Linked DNA regions of Homo sapiens: region 2 is linked to region 1. Evidence: chromatin loops called from intact Hi-C (ENCODE). Cell type or tissue: ascending aorta. All regions are shown on one strand. Links, peaks and the distances in the headings refer to the core of each region. The heading gives the core; the rest is flanking DNA. Region 1 overlaps CACNB1 (calcium voltage-gated channel auxiliary subunit beta 1). Region 2 has its middle 19 kb from the start of STAC2.

Evidence for each region. Peaks named below come from ENCODE experiments on the same cell type or tissue, not always from the same donor. Only the 100,000 strongest peaks of a DNase experiment are listed, where the experiment ranks them.
Region 2: a loop joins it to region 1, with 2.9 times the contacts of the local background. A loop is called at or near these places in 79 of 110 quality-filtered maps.

Annotation. Positions count from the first base shown.
Region 1 is chr17:39,191,753-39,197,116 of GRCh38, forward strand. It overlaps CACNB1 (calcium voltage-gated channel auxiliary subunit beta 1), which reads right to left. Exons shown (of 14, transcript NM_000723.5): 2 at 3,132-3,218. Among named protein-coding and RNA genes, the nearest start is that of CACNB1, 3.2 kb to the right of the region's middle. RefSeq lists an enhancer at 1,101-1,601 and a silencer at 5,115-5,244. In ascending aorta, for the core only: a CTCF peak has its summit at 2,805 (motif pointing right); DNase peaks (open chromatin) are centred at 2,859, 4,260 and 4,909; H3K4me3 peaks cover 2,513 bases; H3K27ac peaks cover 3,332 bases.
Region 2 is chr17:39,241,987-39,247,350 of GRCh38, forward strand. It overlaps the pseudogene LOC101929578. Among named protein-coding and RNA genes, the nearest start is that of STAC2, 19 kb to the left of the region's middle. RefSeq lists an enhancer at 2,368-2,942. In ascending aorta, for the core only: a CTCF peak has its summit at 2,937 (motif pointing left); a DNase peak (open chromatin) is centred at 2,935.

The DNA.
Region 1 (5,364 bases), core at 101-5,100:
CAGGAGCTGAGATTTCTCAGGCCCCTGGGGAAAGTGTGGCCCTAGTGAGGGTGACAGCAGCAAGCAGGAGATGAAGGCAGGCCCAAGGACAGCTGCTTGGGGCCCAGGGAGGGGTGGGAACCTGATAGGGGCACAAGGCAAGGGAGGAATGCCAGGGACGAGTCTCTACTCCCACTGCTCCTTCCCTCCCCTGCCCCCAGCACCCGCTGAGATAGACTCAGCTGAGGTCCAGTGGCATCCATTCCAGGGACTGCAGCCACCAGCTTCGGCCTGAGCTCTCTGCACTATCAGCCGTGGACGGCCTGCTCCGCAGGATGGGGCCACCACAGATTTTGCCAGCTTCTGTTCAAGGGTAGAGGGAGACAGACTCCTACCTCCCCTGCTCCTCTTAACTGGTACTGCCAGAATCAAACTTCACTACTTACAGCCCCAGTCCTCAGGCTCTCCTAGGACACAAGAGAACCCAAGAGTTCCAGGCTGGTACAGACCGAAGAGGCAAGTTAAGAGCAGGATATGGGACAGGGCTTTCCCTGAAATGAGGGCTGCTGGGTGCCAGACAGCTGGCTTTGACCACAATGACCAACCCAGAGCACAAGGGACTCCTTTAGGGATGCACACATATGTGTAAGACACATGTTGCCCGTACAGACCTGGTAGTGGGAATGCACGTGCTTCTTCATGTGTGTGTGTGGATGTGCAAGTACAAGTGTGTGGAGGAGGGTGTGCTCTATAGTTGGCTGCATATGACTGTGTGTGTACAGCCACATGTGAGTGTACTGGGGGGGAGCTCCCAGACATCTGTGACCCTGAGGTTGGGGGACATGTGAGGGCAGGAGGCAAGAGGTGTGGATTTGTGTGACTATGCAGGGGTGGTGTTGGACAAGGCATAGGAGGTTATGTGGCAAAAGAGGAGGACTGCAGGGATGTAGGGGTTCTTTCCTGAGGGCAGAAAAGGGTCACTTGGCCAGGAAGGTCCATAAGTTTGGCATGGAGGGGACCTGGGAAAGACAGAAACAAAGTCCCACCTCTCCCCAGGGGCCTCAGGTCATTAGCTGGTGCAGCTGCCCATCTCTTTCCCAGACAAATAATGAAAATGGGAGACCCGCGGAGGAAGGGTTGGGGTGGAGCGGGGGTCACTAACAGAAGTGGGGAAAGAGGCATGAAGGAGAGAAGGAGAGAAAACCAGCGTAGCTCCCCCTCTCCCCCCTGATGGGAGCACGCAGAGTCAAAGAGCCAGGGAAACAGACAGGGAGACAGACTAGCAGAGAGGCACTCACCGACCCCAACACACACGCGGGCATGCGCGTGCACACACACACTCACCAACCCCAACACAAATGCAGGCATACGCGCGCACACACTCACTGACCCCAACACACATGCAGGCACGCGCACGTGTACACATACACACACAGTTACATGCACACACACAGACACACATGCAGACGCACATGTGCGGGCAGACACACACACATATGCAGACACACAGGTGCACACAGACACACATGTAGGCATGCGCACACATACACACACATATGCAGACACATGTACGCGCATACACACGCACACATCAGAAATGGCAGAAGACAGGAAACAGTGAGGAGGCATGGAGACACGCTGGAGTAAAGGCTGCCCTCCGTCAGCTTTCCTGAGAGGCTGTTCTACCCGCTGCCACCCCACTCCATCCCCAGCTCACCACCACCACGGTCCGGCTGGGCGCCTCCATCCCGGCACCCTCAGTGCCTGGCCCTGCTGGCCTAGGGGGTGGCCCAAACTGCCCGTTCCCTTGGGGGCTCGGGTTACAAGCAGAGTTGCTACATGTGCAGACTGCTAGGGTATATTTAGCTCAGAGATGTGGCAAGGACTGCCCCCCTCCACCACTCCCCACCACCTACCGGGGATCAGAGCTGGGGAGCTAAAAGGAGGAAGAATTGGAGGCTGGGGTCTGACTCCCTGGGTTGGCAAACACTGAAGGAGCCAAGGTCCTTTTCTGCCAAGAGGGGCAATAAAAGCACAGCGTCATTCTTCCCAGCCCTGGCCATGTCCTGCAACAGGAGGGATGAGGGGGTGATTGAAGAAAGGACTTCCTGTCTGTTCCTATACTTAGAAAAGGCTAGAATGAAGCCTCCCCTTCCTGAACCTCCCAAGTCAGACTGAGGCTCACATGTGCCAAGTGCTGTAGAGACAGAAGAAACGGAAAGAAGGGCCTCACTCTAATTAGTGGTGGATCTGCCTGGCATCACCCTCGCTCCTGGCCCAAGGTGGAAGGGAGGGGCTCATCTCCAGAGGACCCCTCCTCTGTGCTGTCTTCTGCCCTCAAATGCCCTGCCCATTTCCTCTTCAATACACGCCTTTTCCTTGTCTAATCCCAAGCCCCTCTCGCCTTTTTTGGGTACCAGGCTTTGGTGAGATGCTAAGTAGTCATAGCAACCACATGCCTCTCTCAGTCCCTCACCCTGAGCCTAAGATGGCCCAGGGTTGACAGATGAGAGCAGCCGCTTACTGACTGAGCACAGAAGACCCCAGAAAGCTATTCTCAGTTACACCCTTTCAGGCAGGGGTGCTGGGCTATCATCTTCTCTATTATAAAATCAACAGCCTCATGCCTCAACCACCCCCACCCCCGTCACCATCACCCTTTCTCTGTGCTTCTTAGACAGTCATGTCTCGAGGTGAGGAGCGTGTTTCCCTGGCCAGGACCTCACCAGGACTACAGGGACCCAAACATCCTTGCTCTGCTTTTCCTAGGACCTGCCTCCACCCAACCCTGTCACAGATTCTGGGGGAGGACATGGAAGCAGACAGCCGGCAGGGGGAGTGGGTGACAGCCCGAAGCAAGCTGGAGGGAGGCAGGCCAGGCTGTCCCTGAATGAGATGACGCAGGCCAGCAGGCAGCAGGGGAGGGTGCCTGGTGCTGGGGGAGGGGCCGGGCAGGGGCGGGGGCTGAGCGAGTGGGTGCCGCTGACAGCACATCCAGAAGAGGTCATGGGGTGTCAGGGTGATGGGGTGGCTCCAGGCAGGTGACAAATGGCACAGGGAAGGGTGCCTGGACAATACCGCAGACCTGGCTCACCAATGCTGGTCTCCACCAACCAGCCACCTCCCTCCTCTCCGCCCAGCCTCCCCATTACCTGGCGGACAAAGCTGTTGGATGTGGTATCCGAGGACGTGCTCCCATCTGACCGTTTGAATCGCCCTTTCCTCTTGCTGTATTTGCCCTGAAGAGGCCAGGAAAGGAACAAGAGTAGAATCAGAAGGGCCCTTTCCCAACCCTCATCTTGCCAGCCCCAGAGCTACAGCCAAGCTTGGGAACAGCACTCCCAGCCCCACCTCCACCCCCCTGCACATTCCTCCTGAGGTGGTACGACCCAAGGGGAGGGAGGGTCTCCCATCCTCACGGAGAGGGCCCAGAGCACAGCCAGGAGTGGGGACCAGTGCAAGAGAGCCCCAGAAGACCCACACGGAAACCACCAAACCAAGCCAGAGAGGCTGGGAAGGGGGGAGGCGCGGAGAAGCTGGAGGCTCATTAGGCAGCAGAGCTAATTAAGATGCTGGGCAGGCTGCAGAGGCCTCCGAGGAAGGGAGAGGCAGCCGGCAGTGCTGGGTGTTGGGTGGGGAGAGCGGGAAAGTCACCCCCACTCCCCCTCCGCAGGAGCAGAGCAGGGCTGTTTGTGTTGGTGGCCCCCAGAGAGGAGGAACTGCCAACCCAGGGCCCAGCCTGGCTTCTCCCCTGTGCCCAACTCTTCCCTTCGCTATTCACAGAGTAGGGAGGGGATGACAGCTCTCTTGGAGACTCAGAGCCAGATTTCTGGGGAGGGAGTAGGGGCATGGAACTGTATTTGGAGAGTAAACATCCAGCCTGATCCCTGGCACCATGGGGGCAAATTTTGCTCCCCACTCTCATCCCTTGCCCAGACAGGACTTTTTCTCAGCTCCCTCTCTCACAATCACAGTAGCTACAATCCTCCCCAAGGGGGCAAGAGGGATCAAGCTTCTACCCTGTGGCCCCCAGCTGCCACTGCCCATGCCCCATGCCCATGGTACCCATCAGGCTACGTCAATCTAAATGTCCCTCGGCCCCGCACCACATGAGCCTAGGACACAGCCCCACAGATCTCTAGGGGGTAAGCTGGCTCAGTCTCAGAGACCGGGTGGAGGAAATACCGCCTGACCATTCAGGAAGCCACACGTTCAGGTTAAGGGCGTCAGGTATTTCCAGTCCTCTTGTAAGAAGAGCTGCTTCTGGCCCTCCCCAGCTTGTACCCACACACACTTGGCCTCAGCCCAGTTCAGAATGGGGAGAGTGAGTGAGGGCTCAGACTTCCAAGTCCCCGCCCTTGGTCTCCATCCTAGACTTTCTTTGGCCAAAGAACCTGGAGGGGCCATGACCAGACTGGGGGCTTTGGCTGCTGGGATCAGGGTACAAGAAAGAGGATGGAAAATGGGAGAGGAGGGCCCCTGGGGACCTTTCCAAGATCCTCCCCTCCCCGCCCTTCTCTCAAACCAGACATATACCCCAACTCAAGTTGTGATGCTCCCTACAAACCTAGGAGGATCACCCAGTGAATCCCAGACACCACCCTCCCCCACCACTGCCAGGCTGGGCAAAGGGAGTGGCACTCAGAGGGACAGGGGACAGCTGAAAGGAAGGCCCCAGTCAGCTGCCTCCCAGGCTCAAAGGGGCCTGGGGTGGAGGAAGGTATTTTTAGGTCTGACTTGACCCCTCTACATACCCATCAGTCACATTATCATGGTGGTTACAGCTGGTGGCCACAGTAACAGAAGAGTTAATGCTATCCTTGGAGAAGGACACTCCCAAAGAAATCCCCTGGCGCGACCATCCCAGAGCCTGCTGGTCACCCCATGAGAACCCACCGCGCCCAAGAATGCCACTTCCTGGGAGTAACCAGGGGTGTAGGAAAAGTGTGCGGGTGGGGATGGAGAAGTAGACCCCTCCCCCAGGTAAAACAGCTTCCCCCCCTCCTATGAGTTGGCATCCATCCAACTTTCCAAACTTTGGAGGCGTTTTTGGGGCGGGGGTGGGGGTGGGGTAAGTCAACGTGGGTGTGGGGGGAGGGGAGCAGGTCCGACATAGAGATGGAGCCCAGGTGGCTGGGAGGGGACCTCGACCGGGGTTGGCTCTTTCCCCACCCTCGAGAACCAGTGTCTGCGGCTTTGAAGGCCTGTTGGCATTTGGCACCGCCCTCTGACCATCGCCTCGGCCACCTCCTCGTGCCACCCCCGCCCCACCCACACCCGCCTGGCGCCCCCGAGCGTGCTCTGCGTCGCCCCCCTTGCCTGGCTCGCTTTCTAGCCTCTTTCAACCTCCCCTTCTCAAGGCCCAGATCCCCCTCCACCAGCACC
Region 2 (5,364 bases), core at 126-5,125, 50 kb after region 1:
TGAGATTCAAACTTTACTAGGCATCCTGTATTTTATCTGGCCGCTCAACTACCCTTGAAGGGGATGTCTTAGCTCAGATGTGAGTAGGGGAGCTTTCTGGGTAGAGGCCTCTGGGGAAAACTGCAGGTGTGTTGGGGTCCTGATTAGGGAGGCAGGGTGGGTCAGTGGGTTCACTGACGGATGAGAAAGAGCAGCCGTGCAGCAATGCTTGACTTGACTCTTTAAGGTGATCCAATACCAGGGTTAGGAACTTTGCTTCTGGTCTCACAACCATGGGGAGCCATTGAAGGATTTTGACCAAGGGAAAGAACGTAGTAAAGTGATGCTTTAAGAATGGAAACTTGGGGCCGGGTGCGCTGGCTCACGCCTGTAATCCCAGCACTTTGGGAGGCCGAGGCGGGTGGATCACGACACAAGGTCAGGAGATCAAGACCATCCTGGCTAACACGGTGAAACTCCGTCTCTACTAAAAATACAAAAAATTAGCCGGGCGTAGTGGTGGGCGCCTGTAGTCCCAGCTACTTGGGAGGCCGAGGCTGGAGAATGGTGTGAACTTGGGAGGCGGAGCTTGCAGTGAACCAGCCTGACCAACATGGAGAAACCGTCTCTACTAAAAATACAAAATTAGCTGGGTGTGGTGGCACATGCCTGTAATCCCAGCTACTCGGGAGACTGAGGCAGGAGAATTGCTTGAACCCGGGAGGTAGAGGTTGCTGTGAGCCGAGATCACGCCATTGCACTCCAGCCTGGGCAAAAAAAAAAGAATGGAAGCTTGGCCGGGAGCTATGGTTCATGACAGTAATCCCAGCACTTTGGGAGGCCGAGGCGGGGGGATCACTTGAGGTCATGAGTTTGAGACCAGCCTGGCCAACATGATGAAACCCCCATCTCTACTAAAAATACAAAAATTAGCTGGGCATGGTGGCATGCGCCGGTAGTCCCAGCTATTCCAGAGGCTGAGGCAAGAGAATCGCTTGAACCTGAGAGGCGGAGGTTGCAGTGAGCCAAGATCACACCATTGCACTCCAGCCTGGGTGACAGAGCAAGACCCCGTCTCAAAAAATAAAATAGAATGGACACTGGTTGGGGATGGAAAGTTGCTGTCGTAGTATGTGGCTGACAGGTGGCAGGCGGGTAACGGGTTTTGGGTGGACTCCCTTGCATGTGGGTGGATCTGGAGTCGCCCTGTTTTCTCTGTTTCTTCTCCATCTCAGTTCACACCTCGGAAGAAAGGTGGAGAGAAAGGCATCCCTTTCCGCCTCCAGATCGACACCTTCAGGCCCAGTGACAAGGGGCTGCCGCTAGACCACCTGCACTCAGCTGGCTGCCTCATCAAGGTGTTTAAGGTACAGGCAGCAATGGGGCCCATTTTCCTCTCTCTCAGGGCTGTCACCTGGCCTCGCCGGCTGTGTGGGTTCTGGCCCCACGTTGCTGTGGATCCTCAGCCTGCTGTGCCCCATCTCTTGGACTGTTTCCTTTTCTGTACACAGAGGGATGGGGCTTGGTCTCTGTCTCACAGCCAATCCAACAGAGCCACTGAAGAGAGGCAGGCAGGTAAAGAAAGAGTCTTTGGGCCGGGCGCGGTGGCTCACGCCTGTAATCCCAGCACTTTGGGAGGCTGAGGTAGGTGGATCACAAGGTCAAGAGGTCGAGACAAGCCTGGCCAATAGGGTGAAACCCCATCTCTACTAAAAATACAAAAATTAGCCGGGCGTGGTGGCACGAGCCTGTAATCCCAGCTACTCGGGAGGCTGAGGCAGGAGAATCGCTTGAACTCAGGAGGCGGAGGTTGCGGTGAGCTGAGATCGCGCCACTGCACTCTAACCTGCACAACGGAGCGAGACTGCAGCTCAAAAAAAAAAAAAAAAAAAAAAAGAAAAGAAAGGAGCCTGAGGCTTTCCTCATCATCCTCCTGCAGCACAAAGGAGCGGAAACTGAAAATGGACCGTGAGAAGATGGAGAAACAGCCCCTGCATGAGAGGGACAAGTATCAGACCGCCTGCGAGAGCACTGTCTTCTTGGAGGTGTGTGTGTTGGGGCGAGAGCAGGAGGGGAGAGTTGGAGAAAAGATCCTCACGGTACAGATGGGGAAATGGAGGCCTCCAGGGCTCTGACTGCTGCAAGCCCATCACAGCCCCCTGGGGACTCCACCACTTCCTGCAAAGGACACTCTCTGCCCTGTCTGTGGTTGTTGAAGCTTCCAGGAGCTGACGCCCTCCAGGCTGCCTGTCCTACGCGGGCCATCGCCACCTCCTTCCTTGTGTGCTCCCTCTGCCTGGCCCCCTCCTCCTCCTGCTGCTCCTCCTGGCCAGCTCCTCCAAGGCCCTTCCTCACTGCCCCAGGCCCGCCGGGTGGTTAACTTCTTCCTTCCTGTGGAAACCCAGTCCACTTGTCAGGCCCCTGGTCAGCTCTTAATATACAGGTGGAGAGAAGGGAGCAATGACCAGCCTTGCTGTGTGTTTGCCTGCAGTGTTCGCCATGGCCGGAGTCCCCTGCAAGGCCCCGGCCACCTCTCAGCTCTCTGGCTCTGACCTCTCCCCACTCCTGCAGGCTCTTGTCCCCAGAAAGGTGAGGCAGGATGAGCACCTCCTGTCAGCCCTTTGGGGTGAGAGTGAAGAAAAGAGCTCCCAGCCCAGGCATGGAGCAAAGGGCAGGGCTGGGGATTGGTGGGGAATTTGTGGGGTGAGGACAGGAGCAAGCTCTGTGTCCCAGGGCAGGCCTGGAGGAAGGGTGTTGGTGGAGGGAGACTGGCTGTAATGCTCCGCAGAGTTCTTGAACCTTTGCTCCTCCTCATAGGCTCTGTTCCTCACCACCATTCGCTCTGGATACCTTGGGGTGTAGCCCAGTTGAGGTGAGCCTTCCCCTTCCCACTCTCCACTGTCCCAAAGCCTTCTCCGCAGCTTCATCTCAAGCTCCAGAATGGAGTGGCCCTGCCCCCTGGTGGCCAGATGTGATATGGCCATAGATTGTAACTTACCTGATAAGACTGGGCAGGAAGAGCCTCCCTTCTCAGACTTGGGACCTCCCAAGGGAGGGGCTGTTTCCCTTTCTTGTTCTGTCCCTGGGTCCTGGTATTACCTGGACCATCCATTTTATACCTCAGGATCTGAACCAAAAAGCCCCCATCTCAGAGACACAGCAATGGTTGCATCAGCACTGGTTCTCCAGCTACTGCCGGATGCTGGCCAACTTCACTGGTGAGGCTAGTGTCTGGCAGGAGCCAGACCTGTAGGGGACTGAGAGTGGGTGGGACACACAGGCAGGAAGCCTGTCTCTGTCCTGGCTTGTTGTGGGCCCTTCAACTAACATTTACTGGGGACTAAGAGTTGCCCAGCATTGTGCTAGGCTCTCGTCTCACGAATTATCCCATATAATTTATACACTATTCCTTGAGGACAGTGCCCAGAGAGGTTAAATAACTTGCCCAAGGACACACAGCTAACAAGTGGCAGAACTGGCATTTAAATCCAAGCCTGACTCCCATATCTGAGCACACTAGGGCTATTTGTAGACTAATAGACTGTGTCCCTTACTTCCCACCCTTGATCCCAGGCCTCTTTCCTCAGTCTGGCCCTGTCTGACTCTACAGGTCTGGATCTGCTGAAGCTTACATGCCAGGACCTTATCCAAATCTGCGGGGCTGCTGATGGGATCCGCCTTTTCAATACTCTTAGAGCCAGGTGCTGGACACTGCCAACCAGGGTCCCCTTCCCACTGTAGTGGCCCTTACTAACTTAGCTAGCAGGTATGTTTCATACAATTTTTTTTTTAATATGGAGTTTCACTCTTGTTGCCCAGGCTGGAATGCAATGGCGCAATCTTGGCTCACTGCAACCTCTGCCTCAGGTTCAAGTGATTATCCTGCCTCAGCCTCCTGAGTAGCTGGGATTACAGGCGTCTGCCACCATGCCTGGCCAATTTTTTTTTTTTTTTTTTTTTTGAGACGGAGTCTTTTGCCCAGGCCGGACTGCAGTGGCACTATCTCGGCTCACTGCAAGCTCCGCCTCCTGGGTTCACGCCATTTTCCTGCCTCAGCCTCCCGAGTAGCTGGGACTACAGGCGCCTGCCACCGCGCCCGTCTAATTTTTTGTATTTTTAGTAGAGACGGGGTTTCACCACGTTCGTCAGGCTGGTCTTGAACTCCTGACCTCAGGTGATCCACCTGCTTTGGCCTCCCAAAGTGCTGGGATTACAGGAGTGAGCCACTGCACCCGGCTCATACAATGTTTAAGCCAGAAGTCACCTTAAAGACCACTTAGTCCCACTCCCTCTTTTTACAGAAGAAACTCAGGCCCAAGAAGGACAGTGACCAGTCTGAGGTCACAACCCAAAGCTGGCAGGGCTGGGGTGAAAAGCTAGGCTCCTGTGACCTCCTTCTGTGGCCATCCCACCTGCCTCATTCCATTTCTGGGGATAGAGATGTCTGTGGGGTTTTTTCCTCCCCATTTTTTCTCCCCCTAGTGTCCAGCATTCGTTAAATACCTAAGAACTACTTAGTGACCTCCCTCCCTCGAGACCTGGGAGGAGGCTGGGATCTCTCCTAGGATGGGGGCTAGAAGTGGGAGCTGTTAGTTCAGGTATAAGACTGATACATAGACTGTTTTCCTGGCCCAGGCCCATCTGTCACCAACTGACTTTGTATGTGGCTCAGGAGACCTCTAGGCAAGGGAACGAGGTTCCTAAGAACCCTGACTCAGGTGAGGTTCTGGCCTCTCTCTCCAGAACATAGGAAATTCAGGTGTAGCTGCATGAAACCTCTCCCTAGAAGAGGAATGGTGATACCCCACCATTCCTGGGACCCAGGATGCCCTTCTTGGCATTTCCCTACCTTCCATGACCAGATTAGTCCCTCTCCTTCCAGAATGTCTCCTTGGGTTTATTCACCATGTTCTACTCCTCCACCCCACCTGATCGTCACTGCATTAGCATATGGGATTAGAACATCATCTTGTTATGTACTTGGGTCCCAGTCACTAATATGTGGGTGTCCTGTCTTTAAACTGGGGGTTCCCCTCAGACACCTCCCAAAAGATGAGGGATGAGAGGTGAAGTAGACTTTTTTCTTTTTTTTTTTTTTTTGAGACGGAGTCTCACTCTGTTGCCCAGGCTGGAGTGCAGTGGCGCGATCTCAGCTCACTGCAACTTCTGCCACCCAGGTTCAAGAGATTCTCCTGCCTCAGCCTCCCAAGTAGTTGGGATTACAGGAGCCTGCCACCATGCCCAGCTAATTTTTGTAGTTTTTAGTAGAGATGGGGTTTCACCATCTTGGCCAGGCTGGTCTTGAACTCCTGACCTCGTGATCCACCCCTCGGCCTCCCAAAGTGCTGGGATTACAGGCATGAGCCACCACACCCAGCCAACTTT